Regions from separate parts of the Homo sapiens genome. Here all the other regions are linked to region 2. A link is a loop called in an ENCODE intact Hi-C map of the cell type or tissue named here. Cell type or tissue: PC-3. All regions are shown on one strand. Region 1 overlaps BACE2 (beta-secretase 2). Region 2 has its middle 26 kb from the start of LINC00323. Region 3 overlaps BACE2 (beta-secretase 2).

The links. Peaks named below come from ENCODE experiments on the same cell type or tissue, not always from the same donor. Only the 100,000 strongest peaks of a DNase experiment are listed, where the experiment ranks them.
Region 1: it touches region 2 in a loop (2.5-fold over the local background); 3 of 110 quality-filtered maps call a loop at or near these places.
Region 3: it touches region 2 in a loop (3-fold over the local background); 5 of 110 quality-filtered maps call a loop at or near these places.

What each region holds. Positions count from the first base shown.
Region 1 is chr21:41,216,460-41,224,459 of GRCh38, forward strand. All of the region lies in intron 1 of BACE2 (beta-secretase 2), which reads left to right. Among named protein-coding and RNA genes, the nearest start is that of PLAC4, 35 kb to the left of the region's middle. RefSeq lists an enhancer at 6,175-6,674. In PC-3, no CTCF peak of the experiment used is centred here; a DNase peak (open chromatin) is centred at 3,162; H3K27ac peaks cover 357 bases.
Region 2 is chr21:41,117,625-41,125,624 of GRCh38, forward strand. No RefSeq gene overlaps it. Among named protein-coding and RNA genes, the nearest start is that of LINC00323, 26 kb to the right of the region's middle. In PC-3, CTCF peaks have their summits at 4,369 (motif pointing right) and 4,578; a DNase peak (open chromatin) is centred at 4,367; H3K27me3 peaks cover 2,546 bases.
Region 3 is chr21:41,254,076-41,262,075 of GRCh38, forward strand. BACE2 (beta-secretase 2) reads left to right here. Exons shown (of 9, transcript NM_012105.5): 8 at 3,083-3,251. Among named protein-coding and RNA genes, the nearest start is that of FAM3B, 59 kb to the right of the region's middle. In PC-3, no CTCF peak of the experiment used is centred here; DNase peaks (open chromatin) are centred at 436, 4,416 and 4,736; H3K27ac peaks cover 3,631 bases.

The DNA.
Region 1 (8,000 bases), 99 kb after region 2:
GAATGCCTGGGCAATGAGAAGAAATCACCTGTGTAAAAGAATGCAGTCCACACTTTGGTCTGACTTTCTCTGCATTTGTGTTCCCTGCCTCTGCGGAGGAGTGACACCCCCTGAGAGGCAGGACCGGGTCTGGGCGTGTGAGAACGAGCTCCGGTCATGAGGCAATGCAGAGGCTGCGGTGGAGCTTCAGAGGGAGGGAAGCAGGGTGAAGCGTCTCTGGAGAGAGTCCCCCTGTCACTGGGGCTGCTGTGTGGAGGGCAAGTCTTGTTCCTGCCTTGGCCCTGTCTAGTTACGCAGTCGCAGTCAGCGCGGACGTGCGTTGCCAGCCTGACCGGCCGGGTGTGGGATCTCCTGAGCTACTGAGTGCAGAGTTGCCAGCGAGACCCAGAAATGGTTGTGAAACAGCTTCCACGATGGACAGTGGGCACAGGGAGGAAGGCTGGTCTTGTTCAGAAATCTGTAGCTGTTCTTTTTTTGTTTTTTTTTCTCTGAGATGGAGTCTCGCTCTGTCACCCAGGCTGGAGCGCAGTGGTGCGATCTTGGCTTACTGCAACTTCTGCCTCTTGGGTTCAAGCAATTCTCCTGCCTCAGTCTCCTGAGTAGCTGGGATTACAGGTGTGTGCCACCACGCCAGGCTAATTTTTGTATTTTTAGTAGAGACGGGGTTTCACCATGTTGGTCAGGCTGGTCTTGAACTCTGACCTCGTGATCTGCCCGCCTCGGCCTCCCAAAGTGCCGGGATTACAGGCGTGAGCCACTGCGCCCGGCCCAATCTAGAGCTGTTCTTATCTGTGACTTTCAATGGCCAAGAAAACGTATTTCCTACTGTTGTGCAATTAGTTATTTTTTTAGGGCGATTGATGTTTCTTGCCTAACATCCACACTGTCCTCTTCTCAAGCCCTAGTATTCTCTGATTTGCCTTGTAAAGGAATTTTTGTGTGTTTGTTTTCTGTCTCTCCTTTACCTCTTTACCCCCCTCCTTTCCCTCTTTACCCCGTTTTAGCCAAGCAACTTCCAAATTCATCTTGCCTCCAGAAAGCATTTAAATCCCCAACACAGAGACAGTGGTGAACACTCAGGGCCCTGTGCCTTCCCTGTGGCAGCTCATGGCAGCTTTGGCGAGGTATCTGCTGGTTGAGCCTCGGTGCTTTCCAGCCTGGGTGCTGGACACGTTGTACTTTGGAGCCCCCTCCCAGTGATGGTTTAGGTCCCGGCCCTTGCTCTTTTCACATCAGCCATAGAAGTGGCTTTTGCTCTTGTGATAATCCTAAGCTGGATGCAAAGAAGGTGTCACAGAGCCAGCTCGGCAGGCAGCAAGGAGGCCTGGAGGCCGGCAAGCCTTGAAGATGGACGGAGCAAGTAAAGGCGGCGGCCAGCAGCAAGTGAGTGGGAGGCCTGGGGACACGCCTCCATGACACAGCCTGAGGGCTGCCAGCCCCTACCAGAAACTGGGAGAGACAAGAAGGGCCCTCCCCTGGAGCTTCTGTGGGAAGCGCAGCCCCGCCCACACCTAGATTTTGGACTTCTGACCTCCAGAACTGCCAGAAAATAAATGTATATTATCTCATGCCAACCAGTTTGTGGCTGTTTGTTAAGGCAGCCATAAGAAATTAATGTAAAAAGTGAGTCCCGTTTTCCAGGAAACTTGAATCAGACCAACCAATGTTAAGATATGTCAGTAAAACTACAGAACGATGGTTCTAATATAAACAATACAACTATAGAACTTTGTGGCTATGGAAAGAATTCTTCAGTAACCAAGGAGAAAAAGTCACGTGTAATGAGGAAAAATAAGACATGCTTTAGATTTCTCCACAAATACTCACTGTTGAAATACACTGGAGAAACATATATATAAAGTGTTAAGAAAAAAAATATGACCCAAATGCACAAAACCCAGGCAGATCATTCTTCAAGTGTAAAGGCCATGGATAGGTGCTCGCAAGCATGAAAGCCCTTGGGGAAGATGGTGTCCAACTTTGGGTGGGGCCCGTGGGAGGCTGAACAAAACCTAGCCATTGGGGAGCTGGGTGAAGTCAGAGACAGGAGGACTGGTAGGAAGGAGAGAACCTCTTTCCTTATAGAATGACTAAGCAACTGTGGGAAATATGGGTATCAAAAACAAATCTTGAAAATATATAAACAACAGTGTAACCTATGGAGAGGTTGGTGGGACTCAGATTCCTGGTGACATAGGTACATTCACCACCTCATCTTCCTTAATGGAAGGAAATTCTGACAGATGATAAATAAAAAATATTGGCAGGTAGGTAAAAAAGAAAGATGTTCATGCATTATGTAAAATTACAAAAAGGCATATCATGAAAGTAAAAATAATGTTATAATCCAGCACTTCTTCCCATCACTCCCTATCCTGGAGCACCCCCTGTCCCTTCCAAACATCTTGACTTTTTTTTTTTTGTGACAGAGTCTCGCTCTGTCACCAGGCTGGAGTGCAGTGGTGTGATCTCAGCTCACTGCAACCTCCGCCTCCCGGGTTCAAGCGATTTTCCTGCCTCAGCCTCCCGAGTAGCTGGGACTACAGGTGTGCGCCACCACACCCGGCTAATTTTTGTATTTTTAGTAGAGACGGGGTTTCACTGTGTTAGCCAGGATGGTCTGGATCTCCTAACCTCATGATCTGCCTGCCTCGGCCTCCCAAAGTGCTGGGATTACAGGCGTGAGCCACCGCGCCCAGCCAATTCTTGATTTTTTTAGAAGTGTGCAGAGTGGGGATCCCAAAAATATCATTCTAAGTTGCTAAATCAAGAGAAGAGGTTAAGATATATCACATAAAATTGTAAAGAAAATGACTAGAATAATTTAAAAATAGATGTAAAGCTTGCAGTTCACCAGAACAATTATTAAACACCAGAAATCTGTATAGTAAAGATGAAAAGAATAAAAGAAGAAACATTATAGCAGACAGTGTCACATAGGAAGAGATAGGATGAGGAAAAATGTGTATAATTGGATGCAAATTGATAAATTCATCTCTTAAAATAATTCAGTTTGGGGGAATGTTTAAAAATGGTGCAGGGATTCTGATATGCCTGCCCCCTTTGAGAATCAGGTTGTGGTGAGTTACTGATAACTTAGTGTTTATTATTTAAGAGCAGAAAAAGAGAGAACCCTGTCCTTCAGGAATATCTGGTTCAACCAGACTGACCTAGGGACGGATCTCCTTCACTTACTTTGACCTGTTACTGACTATTTGATACATGCAAGAATTACTCAGCCTCCAACAATTTCTCTCCTGTGAAATCCATGTAAATGCAGATTTGCTTGGTGTCCTCTAAGTGGAAAAACCACACACTGATTTCCCTCTGCTCTCACACCACAACGATCAACACAGAAGACTTCCGGGACCAAATGTGCGGGGATTTCTCCTCACCAACAAACAATCGATCGGTTCTGCGACAGACACCAGCTGCGTATCCTCTAATTTAGTTCAGTTCCTACACTGTCTGCCTGGGGATGGCGTGGGACCCCAGAGTGAGGGCCCAGTCCCCCAAGACTGCCCCCAGCTTCCATGCCAGTTGCGAGCTCCGGGTCATTGCCTGTGCTTCTGATCGATCGGCTACAAATGGAAGATTTCCAGGATCCTATCCTTGGTTTGATTAATTTGCTAGATTTACTCACAGAACTCAGGAAGACATGTACACTGGTTTATTATAAAGGGCGTTACAGAAGATACAGATGAAGAGATGTGTAGGTTGAGGTATAGGGGGACAGGTACAGAACTTCCGTGCCCCCCCTGTACACGCCACCCTCCGGGAACCTCAGCTGTCTGGAAATTTAATGAACCCTGTTCTTTTGGGGTTTTGTGGAAGCTTCGTTATGTAGACATGATTGATTAAGCCATTGGCCATTGGTGATCAGCTTAACCTTCAGCTCCTCCCCACTCCCCAAGGTTGGGGGTGGGGCTGAAAGTCCCAGTCCTCTAATCCCGCCTTGCTCTTTCTGGTGACCAGCCCCCATCCCGAAGCTACCTAGGGGCTGCCAGCCATCAGTCAACTCACAGCATACAAAAACACATCACTTTGGAGATTCCAGAGATTTTAGGAGTTGTATGCCAGGAAATGGGGATGAAATCACATACGTATTTCACAATCTTTCATGCCCTTTTGTACGTTTATGAGAAATTAGGATTAAATCTAACCCAAACTGTGGCTTTGAAACTTGGGGCTGTTGAGCATCTAATATTTGGATGAAGAACCAGATAATAAATTATTATATATAATACATTATATATATGTAAATATATTTTTATATATGTGAGATTACATTCTATCTGAAATCAACCCAAACACCTCTGTAAAGGAGCAAGCTCTTACACATTTTCTAGGAGCTGTGTATTTGTAAATCGAAATTAAGAATAGAGCATTCATTTACTAAAACGAAGAGGTTTAAAGTAACATTTATAGTCTCATTATTTAGAGTGCCTTTGCTGGCCAGGTGTGGTGACTCATGCCTGTAATCCCAGCACTTTGGGAGGCTGAGGCGGGTGGATCACTTGAAGTCAGGAGTTCAAGACCAGCCTGGGCAACACAGTGAGACCCCATCTCAAAAAAAAAGTATATTAAAAAAAAAAAAAAAAAACAGTAGAGTGCCTTTGCCATTGTTTTAGATTCACTTCAAACCTTCATCCCCCAAATCTGTTTCCCTACCATTCCTACAAAGTTTTTGTGAACATGATCTTCATTGGTCGGGAGGGAATTCTCTGAAGTCACAAAGTAGCTTTTCGTTTGAGAAAACACAGGGGTGTGACCACAGGTTACAGCACTGCCCCTGGCAGATGCCCAGGACTGTCGTTCATTCCTCTCCACTATTTCCATGGCCTCCTGCAGGGGAAGGGGCAATGGCACTTAGTACATTAGGGAAGTAGGAGTCTGACAGTTTCTGCCAACAGCTCGAAAACTGTGTGTGCAGAACCTACACACAGCTGGTTTGTGTGCACAGACTGCATTATTCTTGCTTATTATTTTGGAATCTGTTATCTTTGTACCAAGGGCAAAACGAGTGTCTTTGATTTTACCTTTGCAAATAATTTTGTTGTCGATTCCACAAATGTGTGAGTGTCGGCCGGGCGCGGTGGCTCACGCCTGTAATCCCAGCACTTTGGGAGGCCGCAGAGGGTGGATCACGAGGTCAGGAGATCGAGACCATCCTGGCTAACACGGTGAAACCCCGTCTCTACTAAAAAAATACAAAAAAATTAGCTGGGCGTGGTGGCGGGAGCCTGTAGTCCCAGCTACTCGGGAGGCTGAGGCAGGAGAATGGCGTGAGCCCAGGAGGAGGAGCTTGCAGTGAGCTGAGATAGAGCCACTGCACTCCAGCCTGGGTGACTGAGCGAGACTCTGTCTCAAAAAAAAAAAAAAAAAAAAAAAAGTGTCAGTGTCTACTGTGTGCCTGGCCCTGTTACAGGCATGCACGGCAGACAGAGCAGCAAACAGCAAAAATCCCTGTCAGAGGGAGGCTTCACGCTGGTGGGGCGGAGGCAGCAGGAGCTGTCGGGACCCCGTGAATGGCATGATTGCGCACGGGGCCCAGGCAGTGGCTGAGTTGGTTACAAGAATGCGCTCGGAGTCTGACTCTGGGTTCCAGCCTCAGCTCTGCCACTTACCCTTGTAGAGTTGAGCAAGTCAGACTCTCTGCACCTCAGTGTTTGCATCTGTGACGTGGAGTGAGGACTGTGCTGCCCTCAGAGCTCTGTTATGAGGTTGAAATAAGCTAATGGATATAGGAAGCACGTACAGCAGTGCCCAGCCCACTGCAGGCGGTGTTCAGTGTCTGCTGTCACTGTTATGTGAAAGGTGTGGTGTTATGGGAGGGAAAGGGATGCACAGGCCGGCAGGAGACTGGGAACAGCAGTTCTCCCAAAGGGCCAGCCAGGGTCAGCTTCGTGGAGAAGGTGGCGTTGAAGGAAGCCTGGAAGGGAGCGATGGGCCGTGCCACATGGACCTGGACCTGGGTATCCTGGGGAAGAGCCCCCACCCCAGCAAGGTGGCCAGGGGAAAGGCCCTGCCCCTGGGGGATGTCTGGGGCTTTCACGGAGTGGCCTGGTGGTCAGCGTGGCTGGGAGGAGTGATGTCAGGGCATGGCGAGTGACTCAGCAGGCCATGTGAGGACTTCGCCAGTTACTCTGGGTGACGTGAGAGCCATGGGAGGTGGAGGGCTGACTCCCTCTGACTTAACTGTAATAGGACTGTGGTGGCTGCTGGTTGGAAGTAGGCCTAGGAAGGAAGCAGGGACACCAGTGAGGACGAGGAGGGGATGACAGTGGTGTGGACCCCCACAGACTCCTTGGAGGAGGTGAGGGGTGGGCCGGTGTGGGCCAGAACCTGAAGGTGGAGCCCTCGGGACCTCCTGGTGGCTGGATGTGGGCCATGAGGGGAAGGAAGCCCTAGGGATCACCTCCGGCATGGCCTGGCCTGACCTGATGGAGCTGCTGTCGACCGAGATGGTCAAGTCCACCAGGAGAGCAGGGGTGGGGGCAGCTGGAGCTCAATTCGGGACACGCCAGGCGTGAGATGATGTCCCATCTCAAGATGTTTCCTGGACCTGCTGTAACTAAGTACACAAACTGAGAGCTGAAAACAACAGGAATGGGCCAGGTGCAGTGGCTCATGCCTGTAATCCCAGCACTTTAGGAGGCCAAGACGAGAGGATCACTTGAGCCCGGGAGTTCAAGACCAGCCTGGGCAACATAGTGAGACCCCATCTCTACAAAAAATAAAAATAAATTAGCCAGGCATGGTGGTGCACGCCTGTGGTCCCAGCTACTTTGGAGGCTGAGGTGAGAGGATCCCTTGAGCCCAGGAGTTTGAGGCTACAGCAAGTGATGATTGTGCTGCTGTACTCCAGCCTGGGTGACAGAGTGAGACACTGTCAAAAAAAAAAAAAACCCCAGGAATGTATTCTTTCACAGTTCTAGAGGCAAGAAGTCTGAAATCAAGGTGTTGGTGGGGCCATGCATCCTCTGAGACTCCAGGTGGAGCCGTCCTTTCCTCTTCCAGCCCCTGGCCATGGTTGTCAGTCCTTTGGCATTCTTGTGACTCCGTCACTCCCATCCCTGTCTCTGCTGTTACTTGGCACCCCCCGTGTGTCTGCTTTCCGTGCATTTTCGTCTCCCTGGAAGGACGCCTGTGATACTGGATTAGAGCTCACCTCTGTGGTCCTCACCTTCACTTGATTATCTCTGTAAAGACCTTTTTTCCAAATAAGGGCACATTCACAGGTGCAGGGGTTAGGAACTTCAGCATCTCTTTTTGGAAAACACATCTCAACCCATAAAAGATGACTATTAGCCAGCCAGGGAAAGGTGTTGAATAGGTAGAGCCCAGAGTGCATGCGCAGCCCGGGGCCGAGAGGTACACTTGGGGTTCGTCAACATGCGGATGGCATTTAAAGCCTTGAGACTCAGTGGGGACCCCAAGGGTGTGAGTGGATGGATCCCAGAAGTGATTCCTGAGCTGAGCCCCGGGAAAGTTCAGCAGGGTGGGGAGATGAGAAGCACCTGTCCGTGAGACTAAAGTGAGGAGTCAGAGAAGGAGGAAATCAGGAAAGTGTGGGGCCCCGGGATCCAGAGTGAAGAATATTTCCAGGAAGAGGGAGCGAGACTGAGTCAGATCCTGCTGATGGGTCAGCTCAGAGACAAACACTGGTCCCAGCTAAACTGAGGTCCTTGGCAAAATTATTTTATAATTGTTGGTAAGATAATCCTAGGCAAAAACTTGCCTATTTTGATTTTTTTTTTTTTTTTTTTTTTTGAGATGGAGTATCGTTCTGTCACCCAGGCTGGAATGCAGTGGTGCGATCTCGGCTCACTGCAACCTCTGCCTCCTGGGTTCAAGCAATTCTCCTGCCTCAGCCTCCCAAGTAGCTGGGACTGCAGGCGTGTGCCACCACGTCCGGCTAATTTTTTGTATTTTTAGTAGAGATGGGGTTTCACCGTGTTAGCCAGGATCCACTCACCTCGGCCTCCCAAAGTGCTGGG
Region 2 (8,000 bases):
TTAAAAGAACTAGAAAAGCAAGAGCAAACACATTCAAAAGCTAGCAGAAGGCAAGAAATAACTAAAATCAGAGCAGAACTGAAGGAAATAGAGACACAAAAAACCCTTCAAAAAGTAATGAATCCAGGAGCTGGTTTTTTGAAAGGATCAACAAAATTGATAGACCGCTAGCAAGACTAATATAGAAAAAAAGAGAGAAGAATCAAATAGACGCAATAAAAAATGATAAAGGGGATATCATCACCGATCCCACAGAAATACAAACTACCATCAGAGAATACTACAAACACCTCTACACAAATAAACTAGAAAATCTAGAAGAAATGGATAAATTCCTCGAACATACACTCTCCCAAGACTAAACCAGGAAGAATTTGAATCTCTGAATAGATCATTTTATAAATTCTATTAAAACAAAGAAGAGCAGGTAGAAAGGATGCGTGATGCCCTATGGGCAAATTATAGTAACACAGTTGCTCGTTCCAAGTACATATGCTCTCAAATCAGAGTGAATTGTAACTAATGAAATGCACTAGTTCAGCACCTAATTTTCTGAAGCATAGACACACCATGTTGAGGCGTATGCAACTGTTATTTTTAATGTGAGGCCAGAGTTATTCCTGACATTTTTACCTTTGTTGGACTTCTTGAAACACCATAGCCTCGTGCCAACCAACATCAAGGATTTTTGACTTCTGGCTCTTCCTCCTTCCAGACGTTCTAGGATTCCAAATCTTAGTTACTTTACACCCTCTAGGAGCACACAGATTTCTGAATAAACAAATGTCTGTATAGAATGAATATGAAATTAATCTATCATACCAGATATAATGGTAATCAATGACCTAATGAAACCTGATCTTTGAAATGGTGTCAATCAACCAGACACTTGAGAGTTGGCCACTCGTTTCTAGCTTGCTAATTGGTAAATAGGTGTTTTTGTTTTTGTTTGAGACGGAGTCGCCCAGGCTGGAGTGCGGTGGCTGGATCTCGGCTCACTGCAAGCTCCGCCTCCTGGATTCACGCCATTCTCCTGCCTCAGCCCCCCAAGTAGCTAGAACTACAGGCTCCTACCACCACGCCCAGCTAATTTTGTTTTTGTATTTTTAGTAGAGATGGGGTTTCACAGTGTTAGCCAGGATGGTCTCCATCTCCTGACCTCGTGATCCGCCCGCCTTGGCCTCCCAAAGTGCTGGGATTACAGGCGTCAGCCACCACAGCCAGCCAAATGTGTGTTTTATACATGTCAGAGAGGGAAGCAATCACAGGGAGTAGCCCTCTCCTTACCTACATTCTGGGAAATGGTGGAAAGCCAGGGGAGGCTTTTGAGGGGAGGCGTGTTGCAATGTGCTCGGGACTTAGCCAAATCTGAGTAGAGAGGCACATTCAGTGAGAGCTCCAACCTGTCAGAAATGGCCATCTGTGTTTGCAAAAGGTTCTTCAGATGCTCGAATAATGAGGGAAGTAACCCATGCATGCTCCACTCACTGGGGTGGGGTTTGTTTATTGTTGTTTCTCAACAACAATAAACCACGTGACAGGTGTGAGGATCCTGCAGCATTTATTTCCGCCTGTAGTTCCTTCCCTTTCTAGTGCCTAGCTCCTCAGCTCTGCAAAACTTCTGGCTGGGAGGATTTTCAAAGCCACAGCCTTTTCCCAGCAGAGAAGTCACTCCATGCTCAGACCATGTTAGAAAACAAAACAGCACTGGCCAGAAGTCACCCAGATAGAAACGGTGCCCCCAGAGAGCCTTGAGGTCACACTAATGAAGTGTCAGCCTTAGAGGATATATATGCATGTTCCTCCTGCCTTCTTCTTTCTAATGAAGCTGGCATCCAGACCTCAAAGCCTCAGGACACGTCCTTCCTATCTTATCTTTATGGCCGTGGTAAAATATACATAACATAAAATTTACCATCTTAACCATTTTTAAGTGCACAGTTCATTGGCATTGAGTTCATTCACTTTGTTGTATCAACCATCATCACCTTTCACCTCCAGAACTTTGCATCTTCCCAAACTGTACTCTGTCTTCATTAAACACTAACTCCCCATGTTCCTCCTCCGCAGCCTCTGGAAGCCACCATTCTACTTTTTGTCTTTATGAATCAGACTATTCTAGGGACCTCATAGAAGTGGACTCATTCAGCATTTGTCCTTTCCCTTCTGGCACACTTCACAGAGCATACTGTCTTCAAGGTTCATCCATGTTATGCCCTGTGTCAGGAAGTCTTCCTTTTCATGGCTGAATAATATTCCATTGCATATAATACATTTGTTTATGCCTTTATCCATTCCTATTTATTTTTGTGTCAACAAGAAAGTCCAAAGAAAACAAAAAAATAAATAAAATGAGATAATTTGATCACACATACATAAGAAGAAAAAAATGGGATTGTTCTGCCCTATTTCATACCATCCTTGAGCATTCATGGAAGAGTAAGTCCCCGGCACTGACTCACACATCTCCATTCCATCTGCCTGTGGCTAATGCCAAGAGCATCATAGTAAAAACAAACAAACAAAAATTACCTTTTGTTTCCTGATACTCTGGGAATTAAATAACACATGAAAGTCTGTTCTCCACTAATAGGTGAGTGCAGAACAGCCCATCAGCTCCAGCTTTCCCTGTGATGGCTGTCTGAGAAGTGGTAATTGATTAGAGACTTGATAGGGAAGAAGAGACAGAGCTTTAAATCATGGGGCTTTTCTTAGGACAAATGTACCTTAATAGAGACTTTTGGCAGTGGAGCAAAAGGACATGGGTTACCTCCAGGACTGAGGTCCCCACAGGAAGGCAGAAAATGAAGGTGATAGAGAAACTCAGTGAAGGGCTGGGTGCAGTGCCTCACTCCTGTAATCCCAGCACTTTGGGAGGCCGAGGCAGGAGGATCACTTAAGCCCAGGAGTTCCAAACCAACCTGGGCAACATGGCGAAACCCCGTCTCTACTAAAAAAATATAAAAATTAGCCGGGCATGGTGGTGCATGCCTGTAGTCCCAGCTACTCGGGAGGCTGAGGTGGGAGAATCACCTGAGCCCAGGAAGTTGAGGCTGCAGTGAGCTATGATCACACCACTGCACTCCAGCCTGGGCAATAGGGCGAGACCCTGTCTCAAAAAAAAAAAAAGAAACTAAATGATCTCTGAGGAGCATGCGGGGAGAAGGGATGTGGACTAAAGGGTGTGCTCCACTTCTTGCTCTGGAACTTTGAAAGATGAGCAGGCCTGGCACTTGAGGCACAAACGAATTTTCACCCAGAAAATCTAAGAATCCATAAGGAAATAGAGCAACCCAGTTCACTAAGTTTTAAAAAAATGCATATCACAATAAAATATAAATATATTGGATGTATCTATAACGGATTCAATTATCAACTCATACACATAATTTTCTTATCTGTAAGGTAGGAAGAGTTGATAGATTTAAAATCTTTGGAATTGTAGGGATGCATTTGAGAATTTCATGCCAAGCTCCTGCTCTTGCAAAGACCCTCCTTCAGGTCTTCACACAGCCAGTCCCTTCCTGAGGCTCAGCTTCAGCTTCAAGGTCGCCCCTCAGAGGGCACCTCATGGCCGGCCCAGGATCTCTACCCCCCTCCCCCGCACCACCCGCATTCTGTTATATGCAATACAGTGTCCTGATCATTTCCTGATATTTTCTTGTATATTTGGTTATTTATCTAACTTCTCCCCCCAGAATATGAGCCTCATGAGCTCAAGGAGCTTCAAAGGAGCCTGCCCACCTTTATCACTTACCCCCCAGCACATGGAACAATGCACTCAGTAGGCACTCAGTGAATATTGAACAGTTAAGGAATTTTCCTGAAGGGCCGCGTATCCAAAGCAGATGGATGATTTCTTGATTTCTTTCTTTCTTTTTTTTTTCCTTTCTTTGAGGCAGTCTCACTCTGTCGCCAAGCTGGAGTGCAGTGGTGCAATCTCACCTCACTGCAACCTCTGCTTCCTGGGTTCAAGCGATTCTCCTGCCTCAGCCTCCCAAGTAGCTGGGACTACAGGCATGCGCCACCACCCCCAGCTAATTTTTGTATTTTTAGTAGAGACGGGGTTTCACCATGTTGGCCAGGATGGTCTCGATCTCTTGACCTCATGATCCACCCTCCTCGGCCTCCCAAAGTGCTAGGATTGTAGGAGTGAGCCACCGCGCCAGGCCCAGACGGGTGATTTCTTCAGTGACTTCCTTGGCAATGCTTTCTGTAACGAGGCGGAGTGTGCAGTGGACTTGAGTGTCAGTCTCCATGTACTGCCTCTCAGCAATGCCCACATCCTTCTGAACATGCTCTGTGATAAGCCACGGAATTGTTCTCAGTATTTCTCTCCTTCAAAGTGCGAGGCGAAGCTTTCCCAGTAGAGGGCGCTGGAGGGACACGCAGGAGAACAAGGCCGTCTGTTACTTCCAGCCGGACATAGGTGTGAGGACCACAGTGGCTCTGATATCTCAGCCTGGTGACATCCTGGCCTCAGCCCTCTCGACAGGGAAACCAAGCACCTGCGCAGCCCCCTGTGCTCTGCAGGGCCACAAGCCCCCCAACACCGCAGGGCCTGTGCTCATGAAGGTGCCCCGGTGGCTCCAGACCCGCCTTGTCGTGGCCAAGCCGGGGCACCTCCTGCCTCCCCTGGCTGACCACACCCTCTCCAGAAGGTCTGGAGACATTCCCAGCCCCTCCTTCCTTGGGCATCTCCCTGAGCCCTAGGACAGTGGTCCCCAGCCTTTTTGGCACCAAGGACCAATTTTGTGGAAGGCAATTTTTCCACAGACCCAGGGTTGGGGAGATGGTTTCAGGATGGTTCAAGCACCTTACGTTTATTGTGCACTTTATTTTTATTAAATAAAAATACATTGTAATATATAATGAAATATTTATTGTAATTGTAATATACGTTGTAATATAAAATGAAATAGTTATACAACTCACCATCATATAGAACCAGTGGGAGCCCTGAGCTTGTTTTCCTGCAAGTAGATGGTCCCATCTGGGGGAGATGGGAGACAGTAACAGATCATCAGGCATTAGATTCTCGTAAGGAGCGTGCAACCTAGATCCCTCGCATGCCCAGGTCACAATAGGGTTCTCACTCCTGTGAGATTTTAATGCCGCTGATCTGACAGGAAGTGGAGCTCTGGCAGTAATGCGAATGATGGGGAGCGGCTGTGAATACAGATGAAGCTTCGCTTGCTCACCTGCAGCTCACCTGCCGCTGTGCAGCCCAGTTCCTAACAGGCCACAGACTGATGCTGGTCCATGGCCAGGGGGTTGGGGACCACTGCCCTAGGGTACCCTATTGCATTTCCTTATGTCTTGTAGTTATTCTTTTATTGTGGTTAGTAGTTCTTTATATGAAACTTCCCCTGTTTTACCGACCCTTTGACCTCTCTCTCCTCACTGAGTTCTAACTGCTGCAACACGACCACTGTCTCCTTCTAACCACTGCAGCCCTGCCCTGAAGCATGTCAGCTGGAGAGAGAAAATTAGGGGACTGGTTTTCAGGACAAACGTTAATCAGCTAAACTTGCCAGTGTCTCTTTCTGTAAAATATGGTGGGGAAGGTGAAGATAACCTGCATGTAAAGATGAACTAGCAGCACTAGTTGCCAACCCTTATGGAGGGATGACCACCTACCAGACCCTCTTCTAAGCACCTCACCATATTAACTAATTTAATCCATGAAACAGTTAAGCCAAGTAGGTTACTAGTCTCAGCTCCGTCTTACAGATGATGAAACGAAGATGCAGAGAGATTGTGTAGTAAGGCCAAGGCCACCCAGACTACAGCAGAACTCGGACTGGAACCCAAGCTGGCTGAGTCAAGAACCCAAGCTCTTTATCCTTCACATAACAATTTAAACAAGTGCACACAAAACTGGAGACACCTTCTTTTAAAACTACCTTAAAATTAAGAGATATGCGTTAAACACATCAACCTGATTGCCAACGGAAAAGGGGAGAATGGGAGTGGGAGATGAGGGCAAAAAGAAATGACAAATTAATGAACGAATAAACAAAAATAAGAATGGGGACTTGCAAACGTGTGCATAGCTGTGATGCAGGGAGTGACGAGTGCAGCTAAGCCAGCCTCTGTGTGGGGCAGGTGGACAGGTGCATGGGGTTCCTAATGGCAGTGACAATGACAGTGTCCTCTGCATCAGAAGGACACAGGGACACAAAACCCCGATCAGATGTGGCAGGAAGGATTCTGGCCCTGATGAAGAGTCACTGAACCTGCTTGAGAACAACTCTCTGCTGGCTCCGTAGATTTACAAAAACAGAACTGCAAGAAGGTAAGCTCTATAAGGGCAGGGCATTTTGTTCAGTGTCTAGAACACAGCCTCAGATGCTCAATTTTTGCTGAATAAATGTGCAAATGGATGGACTAGGGGTCAGTGTCTCCCTGGGAGGTCACAGGCTACGTGAAAAAGCTGAGAGCTTGTAGCCAGGAGCATTCTCTAAACCCAGAGTGGAGGCAGAGGTCGAAATGGATGAAGGCAAAATACAATCCAGCCAACCGTCTACAGCAAGTCTCCTGCTTTTTTTCCGATTTAGAATGTAAAACTTTTAAAGAGCACATGTATTATCAATCATATTTTTACATTAAATCTGGGGATAAGCCCCCATTGGGTGTCCAAATAAGCTCTTTCCCACTTATCTTTTTACCCCTTGGAGGGGGCAGGGTACCTGAATTTTAATACTAAATTAAAGCAAGGAACTGATTTTAAATGTTAACAAGAAATTAGCATAAATCAAGCAAAGATGTTATCTTAGAAATAGTTCTGTTTGCTTTTCACTCTAGTCAGAAATAGGTCTTAGAACCTGCCCGGCATCTGGTTGCTAGAGCAAGCACTAAATTGATATGTGCCCCCACAAGGATGCCCTTAATAAAATTTTTAGAGAGACATTTAAAAGTTGAGCACACAGGAGTACTAAAATTGCCATCCACAATCCAAGCACATGACACGTTTTCTAAAGCTAGTGCTTCTTCTAGCACTAATTTTGTCTGTGTGACTTAACCAAGAAAAACTCCACACTCTCCCTTCTTTCTCTCCTATTTTCAGTTACGCCAGAAAAGATCAACTTGCAGCATGCCAGAAGGTCTTCCCTAGCTTTTCCAAGCAGCAGTTTGAATCTTATATAGAACATTCCATAACCACGGAACATTTGGTTCGCGACGCCAATTTCTTGAGGATGAGGAGAAACACAACTGCCTCTGCCAAGGTACCACCCTCTAGAGTCAGTAAGCCAATACTTACCACTTCATTTTAAAACCCATGCAGTGCTCACAGATGTGATTATATAATTACGATCAAATGGCAACCTGTGTGTGAGTCCTGAATCACTTGTCCTGGAATGGATAGGGCTATTTATAATCACAGCGAGGCTGGGGAACAGAGTAACTGCGGACAAAGGCAACTAATTTCTAGCCCAGAGGCTGAGGCCGAAAGGAAGCCTCATGATGGGGCGGCTGCCAGTTGTGAGCAGAACAGTTCACACCGGCCAGTGGCCACCGGTGAGTGACCTCGCAGAGCTGCAGCTTGAGAGCAATGGACAAGCCTTCCCAGGGAATTGTGAGGGAGCGGCTCTTAGCAATAAACCACCAGCTAGCCCTGGCACAGAGAGGTGAGGCTGAAAAGAGCCCTAAGGCATCTTTTCTTGTATTCACTTGCTGGGTTCAGTATTTTGGCTCCTTACAAAAGCACAGATTCCAAACGAGGAGTTTTGGAGGGGGCAGAGGCTCAGTGATAGGAATAAAATAGTTATTTTCATATTCACAGAGCTGAGTTTTATTTCCAAGGAGGGAAAATTGGGAACTAAAGCAGGCAAGCAGTTTATTCCCCAGAAGGATTACTGCAAGGACTTACCTGCATTCAGTGGCCAGTTGAGCACGCGGGCCAAGCTGGGCTACAGTAAAGCAACGTCAGCAGAGGCGTCTATCATATAGAATGCATTGGACAATGGTTTCCATTACAATTAACAGAGTTAATTACT
Region 3 (8,000 bases), 140 kb after region 2:
GGCCCTACCTGGGACCTCTCAAACATGAGCCCTAATAAGTGGGCAAACGATTGCTCCTGCAGAAAAGAGTCAATTCGAAAGCAATTACTTTAAACTTTGTCTATACCCAACACTATTTTCCAAAAGCCCATGGGCTGAATCCTATGTGGCCTGTTAAAAAACAGCAGCTGGCAGCCCACAGGGGAGCTCTAAGGTTTCTTCACAGCTTCTACTTTATCCCTACTTGACCTGCTCTTCAGTGTGGTCACATGGCAGCCCCTCCCTGCTGGTCTCCTCTCAGTCTTTTCTGCTCCCTCCAAAATCACCCCTCACAGTCCCTCAAACCCCCTACAGCCAGAAGGCCCAGGACTCTGTGTATTCGTGTGTCTGCCTGTTTCATCCAAGTCTTTCTTCCTGTCTCTGCCCTTTAAGGCTAATCATTACTCACAGGAAGGTTCGTTTTCTTACTCATTTTGCACTCTTGCTTTTCTCCAAACAGGGGCATTTTGTCATACTCAGCTGCTGTACTCTCTAATTGCCTGCATTTGAATTATTTGCTATCCAAAAGCCAAGAAATTGTTACTGCTGGTAGGATATTGATTTGCTCACTGATTGTGTTCAGGTTTGACCCATTTCCCCACATACTCTTGGCTCCAGGGATATCAATGGCCGACTCATCTTCATTTAACACTGCACAGCACCTGTGGGAACTGGCCCTCCTGAATAGCAGAACTGCTGACCCACAGATGCTGTCTTCTCTCTGATGTTGATTACTTCTTCCTCTTTTCACTGAGGAAATTGTCCTGCCTCCGTCAGGCTGCCTACTTTTAAAACTCTGTCTGCCCGAGGGGCGCATGATGAGCTCTGGGCCAGCTAGGAGCCATTGCAGTGGATCCCAAGAGACGAGGACAGTGAGGACTTGGCCTGAGTTGGGCGAGGGAGTGATTTGATTCCGCTTCGGTTTCACAGGAAGGCTCACAAGGGTCTGGTTACAGTCTCCATGCAGGCTAAGAGAGAAAAGGACTGGCCCAGCACTATAGGGCCTGAGTAACTGGGTGAATCATGAATTTACTGAGACAGAGAACTGTGGGAGAGGTCTGATTTGGGGGGAACAGCCAGCATTCAGGTTTTACAGGTTACACGGGAAATGCCGATTGAGAGGTGGGCAGGCAGGCGGACACAAGCATGTGGCAATGGTGGCCCAGGTCTGGGCTGGAGAGGAGGAGTTGGGAGTCTCAGGCTAGATCACGGGGTGACCTAGGGCCATGGGGTGGGGCCAGATGGGTCACCCAAGGAGGGAAGATTGAGAGGAGGCCAGAGCCTGAGAGTGCTCCGATGCTTGCAGGGGAGGAAGATGAAGGAAATCCAATACAGTGCCTGAGAAGGAGCAGCCAGGGAGTTAGGGAGAAGAATGCAGCCCTCTTAGAGTCCAAGTGAAGAAAGCGTCCACACGGACGAAGTGATTAGTGGTCAGCAGTACCCATAGAGGGTGTCTGTGGGGGCACTTCCCGCCCTATGGTTACTGCCTGGTTCCCCCTAGATTGGAAGCCTCGAGGGAGCAGGGACTGTGTGTCATTCACCGTTGTAGTGCTGGTGCAGAGAGCAGCACCTGAGCCATGTGAAGTCCTCAGCAGATAACTGCTGGGCAGATAGCCAGATGGACATGAGGACTAAACTCTGACTTTTTTTTTAATTCTCTTGCCCAAAATTCCTACCTAAGGGGCCTGGGGAGTCCGCTCTACACACCATAAAGTTTCACCAGAAGGGTTTTATTTAACCTTGTATAACATGGCCTGCTTTCCAGCCTAGCTCTGGCATAACATCACATAACAAATAAGGAAAGAAATCAAAATATTTTAACCCCAAATATATTTCCTTTTCATATTTTGAAATTGCCCTGCAGAGTTGTCTCTTGTGAGAAAAATCTACATTGTATAGAGAATCCCCTTTTCCCTTTTTTTATTCTTTCCAGATCTAGAAGATAATCGACTAAGAGTCAGGCAACCTTTTTTTTTTGTTTGTTTGTTTTGTTTTTTTTTGTTTAATACATATATACTTTAAGTTCTGGGGTACATGTGCAGAATGTGCAGGTTTGTTACATAGTTATACAGGTGGCATGGTGATTTGTTGCGCCCATCAACCCGTCACCTGCATTAGGTATTTCTCCTAATGTTATCCCTCCCCTAGCCCTCTACCCCCTGACAGGTCCTGGTGTGTGATGTTCCTCTCCGTATGTCCATGTGTTCTTATTGTTCAACTCCCACTTATGAGTGAGAACATGTGGTGTTTGGTTTTCTGTTCTTGTGATAGTTTGCTGAGAATGATGGTTTTCAGCTTTATCCATGTCCCTGCAAAGGACATAAACTCATCCTTTTTTATGGCTGCATAGTATTCCATGGTATATATGAAGGCACCCTTTTAAATTCTGTAAGACACATTTCACAACCTCTTTTCTTCACAGCCTGCTAACTAAAAGCTTCCTCTGCACAATAAAACTTTGGTCTCTTAATCCAAACATTTCCTTTCCATTGATCCCAGGTTAGATAAACTTAACCAATTATCAACCAGAAAATTTTTAATTTACCTCTAGCCTGGAAGCCCCACTTTGACTTGTCCTGCCTTTCTGAACCAAACCAATGGACATCTTAAAAGTATTTGATTGATGTCTCATGTCTCTCAAAATTGTATAAAACCAGGCTGTGCCCTAACCACCTTGGGCACATGTTCTCCGGACCTCCTGAGGCTGTCTCATGGGCCATGGTCACTCATACTTGGCTCAGAATAAATCTCTTCAAAATATTTTACAGAGTTTGACTCTTTTCATCAGCAAACAGTTGGACAGACGTCTTCTGGGTGTGTGCACCTGTGTGTAACTCCAGGTGGTGCATGTGGGTCACCTGTGCTGTCACTGATCAATAATATTGATCACCATGCTTTTGATCTTCTCTCCTCCTGGATGGCAGGGTGAGATCATCTTTCTTCTCCCGTGACTCCCCCCAGCGCCTGGGAGGGTCCTGAGCATGCGTGTGACCTCAGCAATTTTGTGATACTGCCTGATTTGTGCTTTTTCTTGTTTGTTTGCTCTCTCCTCTCCGACAAACAGCTTTACATTCAGCCCATGATGGGGGCCGGCCTGAATTATGAATGTTACCGATTCGGCATTTCCCCATCCACAAATGCGCTGGTGATCGGTGCCACGGTGATGGAGGGCTTCTACGTCATCTTCGACAGAGCCCAGAAGAGGGTGGGCTTCGCAGCGAGCCCCTGTGCAGGTGAGCGATTCTGGCATCGAACAGGGATCCCCGACAAGAGTCCTTTATGTAAATGTGCTGACTTGGAAGCAATTCTTGATGGCAACTCAATTACCATTGAATTGTTTCACTCATTCCTATCACCAGTGATCAAAATCTTCTCAATAAAATGGGTCATGGGGTTGCTGAGAGAATTAAATGACATCATCCATGTGAAACTTCAGTGCTTGGCACATGGGAAATGCTTACTGAGTGTGAGTCCTGATAGTCACTAGGAGTAAAAATATGCCGTGAAACCTTGGAGTTGAATTGCAATTTTTCGACAGTTTAAGCAAAATGAGTAAGGAAGAAATTTCACACATAAGCCGTGTACATTTATTTGTCCATAAAGCTGTCCTCATTTTGAAATAGGAAATGAACACCTATCGTTGCGATTTCTTGAAATCCTAATATAATGAGACCAAGGAGCCCCTGTTTCTCGTGGGATTCCTTTGAAAGATGTGTGAGGGCAGCCCGCAGCATGACTCTGCAGTCTAGCTGGAGGGTTGGCAGGTCTTCAGAGAAACCAGGATAGCATGAGAAAGTCAAGAGGATAGATAAACCCCATAAGCTTGAAAATGTCTTCAGACTTCACGGTTTGCTTGAAACGGAGTGCTCACACCACACACGGCTTAATGGGAGGATTAGGTATTTCTGACTGAGAGTCCAAGCCTGCAAGGCAGAGGCAAATCACAGAAGTGGGCATGAGATTGAATTGCCGGAGACAAGTGGAGGAAGAGCCTGAATCAGAAAAGTGGTCAGGAGAACGGCAGCCTTTCAAAACAAGATGTCAAGAGACTGAAAAAAAAATGGTACATTGGGTTTGAAGTCAGGAGCAGAATGGAATTCCAAAGTTGTGCTGGTGATATGTGAAAGGAGAGAAAAATTAAGTGTGAGGTCAAAAAAGAATCGATGACAATGAGGTAGAATAGAACAAAATTTGGGAATCGATAGGGAAATACAAGATCACCATGTGGTTGAAGGAAAGGGGGTTTTGTAGGAATTTGATGGATATGAGACGCTGTTGGAGGACAGGTGAGATTGCTGGGCCATCCTGGAAGCCTCAACTCAGACCTTCACTCTGATCTCAACCCAGGTGAAGAGCTGCCAGGATGAGGTACACAGGCAAAATGCCAAGTGATCACAGCTGAATTATTCCAGGAGGGAGAGATTTCAGTTACTATTTTTTAATACCTAAAACATGGTCTTAAAACAGGACTCCTGGTAAATAAAGCAGATAAAGGATGCTTCATTAGCTGACTTTAGCAGAGTGGCCTTTCAGAAAAGTAAAGTAACAATTTAGAGAACAGAAATATTAAAAGGAAAGATTGCAGTGGACTATTAGGCCAATTCATATTCTGTATAAATAAAATCATCCAACCCAGTGTATGTATATGACACATCATGACATGTCTTCATAAATATCTGTGCCGACGTATTTCGCTTTGCATTTGTGAGCAGACTTGGAACCCTTCCCATTGTCATGTTTTTTATCTTTGCTATGTGTAAATGTTTACCTTATGTATGTGCAATAACTCTTTTAGCCTGTTCAGTTATCATTGAGTGAGACCTTTCTCTGTGGCAGCAGGTGGGACTGAAATATCACTGAATTTCCTAACTGTGACTGTTTTACTTCTTTTTAACCAAGAGAATCTAAGAACTTAGGCAATTTTGTCCACAATTTCTGTTCTCTCATTAAATATCATTAAAGTAGAGGCTACTATGGCAACAGCTGTTAGAGGGTCCACTTAATACTGCAGAATCTAATAACCATTTGTTTTCTCAGTGAATTACTGTTGGAAATGGTGTAATATTAGGCGTCTCTAGGCAGGGCAACTTTTTTTTCCCTGAATTTCACTGTGAGTTATTTGCTAGATGCTCTTATATACAGCTTTTGTTCCTTTTTTAAAAATGTACTTGAGCTTTTGGTATTTAAATGTTAGATTTTACCAGCCATGGGAAAATACACTGATATATGTCCCCTCTTCCATGTGGATTGTTTCGCCATTAAAGTAATTACTTTCCTCAGGGCTGCAATTAACGGCCCAGACAGTGCTCGATAGAACCCTAATAAATGGAATAGCTATGCTGCCTTTCTTTTTTTTTTTTAAGTATTTATTTTTCATTATAAAATGTTTAAGTAACAAAAAAACCTTAAGTTACAGAAAATCATATACTATGTGTGCATTTATGGACTATCTAGATTTAATATTTTGTCATATTTTCTTTAAAAATTTGTCTTAGAAATAAAAAACCAAGTATAGCTAAAGTTTCACCCCACCCCCTCCCCCAGCACTACTCATTATCCTGAGATTAGTGTATATTCTTATCTGAATTACTATACATTTATAATTTTACTAGATGGGCATGTGCACCTTCTATTAATTATCTATTGCTATGTAACAACTTACCCCCAAATGTCACAACTCTCTATCACCTTCTGCAGTTTCTTTCTTTCTTTTGTTTTCTTTTTTTTCTTTTTTTATTTTATTTTTTATTTTTAGACAGGGTCTTGCTCTGTCACTCAGGCTAGAGTAGAGTGCAGTGGCATGATCAGGGCTCACTTTAGCCCAACCTCCCTGGTTCAGGTGATCCTCTGACCTCAACCTCCTGAGTAGCTGGGACTACAGGTGTGCACCACTGCCCTAGATAATTTTTTGTATTTTCTCTAGAGGGGGTTTTGCCATGTTGCCCAGGCTGGTCTCCACCTCCCAGGCTCAAGTGATTGACCCCCCGGCCCCGCCGTGGCCTCCCAAAGTGCTAGGTTTACAAGCATATGCCACCACACCCAGCCTGTCTTTGTTTTGTTTTGTTTTTAAAAGACAGGGTCTCACTCTCTTACCAGGCTTGAGTGCAGTGGCATGATGTTGGCTCAGTGCAGCCTTCACCTCCCAGGCTCAAGCAATCCTCCCACCTCAGCCTCCCAAGTACCTGGGACTATAGCATGTGTCACCATGCCCAGAAAATTTTTGGTATTTTGTGTAGAGATGGGGTTTTGCTGCGTTGCCCAGGCTGGTCTTGAACCCCTGGGCTCAAGCGATCCTCCCACCTTGGTGTTCCAAAGTGCTGGGATTACAGGCTTGAGCCACCATGTCTGGCCATCTTGTGGAGTTTCTTAGGGCCAGGAGTTGATGAGGCACTTAGCCGGGTGTCTCTGGCCCACCATTGCTCATGAGGCTGCAGCTGTCTGAAGTCCATTGTAGGAGCTGGTTCCAAGCTCACTGTTGTGGTGGCAGGAGCCCTGCTTCCCTCACCATTTGGACCTCACTCCAGGACTGCCTGATGTCCTCTGGTCAGCCCTGAACATGTGATCCGAGAGAGCATGACGGGGCACCCAGGATAGAAACCCCAGGTTTTCATCACCTAATCTTGGAAGCAGCATGTTCTCACTGCTGCCCCACTCCGTTGGTCGCACAGAATGACCCTGATATGATGTGGGAGGGGACGACGCAGGTAAATGCCAGGAGTCATCCGCAGTCATCTTGGAAACATCCTACCGTATACTTATCACAAAACCTAGGTTGGTTGATTTGTTTGTTTGGTTTATTTTTTTTTATTTTTAAATTTATAGGAATGCTGTGGTAGTGTGTATCCTTTGTCAACTCGACTTTATTGTTTGACATTACATTTTATAGATTTTCCATATTGATATGAGTCCTAGGTTATTTGTTTTGACTGCATACTATCTCACTTTATGAATGTACCCAGATTACCCATTTTTATCTTAATTAACATTTGGATTATTTCTGTATTGGCAATTATAAACCGTACTGCAGTGAACGTCTTTGTGTAGATGAATGAGATCACCTAGGAATGGAATTTCTAAATGATTTATTATGCAACTCTTCAGTGTTATTGGCTACAGTCAAATTTGTCTTTAAAGTAGCTGAAACATCAGCATTATATGAGAATTTCCATTCCCTAAAAGCATGACTGTATTTGTTTTGTCTTTGTGTTTTGCTAATCCATGTATGTGCAATAGTGTCACATTTTAGTTGATTACTTTCAAGATCATACAACTTTGGATATGTTTTTGGGATGTTTGAGCTTCTTCTCTGAGGGTGAATTTTTCTACTAATATAGTGTGCACATTTTTCTACCCATACTTTTTACTGATAGACATGAGTTCCTTATATTTCTGAGGTATTAGTTTTTCTGAGTTATACTATCTAGTCTCCCTGACTTTTTACTTTGTTTTGGTGCCTTATATTTATATATATCTTTAATTTAGTGAAATCAAATTTACCAGTATTTCTCTCATGAACTATGCCCTGTGCCTTATTTAAGAAATACTTCTTTAATCCAAGAAAATAGGGATTTTTTTCTTCTAAAGATACTGTATACTTTTTTCTTATTTTCTTCCAAAATGTGAATTAGGAAATTAATTTATATAAGGACGTTCCATTTTCTCAGCATCCTTATTGAATATATAATGTTTTCCCCTCTGATTTTTCCAATTTTTTTATTTAAAAAATTTATATACAGAAAAGACTAAAAATAATACCATGCTGTTCTGCATGTCAACCATCTAGATTTAGTAACTTTTAACATTTTGCCATATACCAGTATGTGTATATAGGTGAGTATGTAGTTTTTGCTGAGCCATTTGCAAATAAGTTGCAGATATCATGACTTTCACCCCTAAATATTTCATTATGCATTCTAAAAGTAAGGACATTCTCCTATATAACCACAATACCATAATCACACCTAAAAAATTAATAATATTTG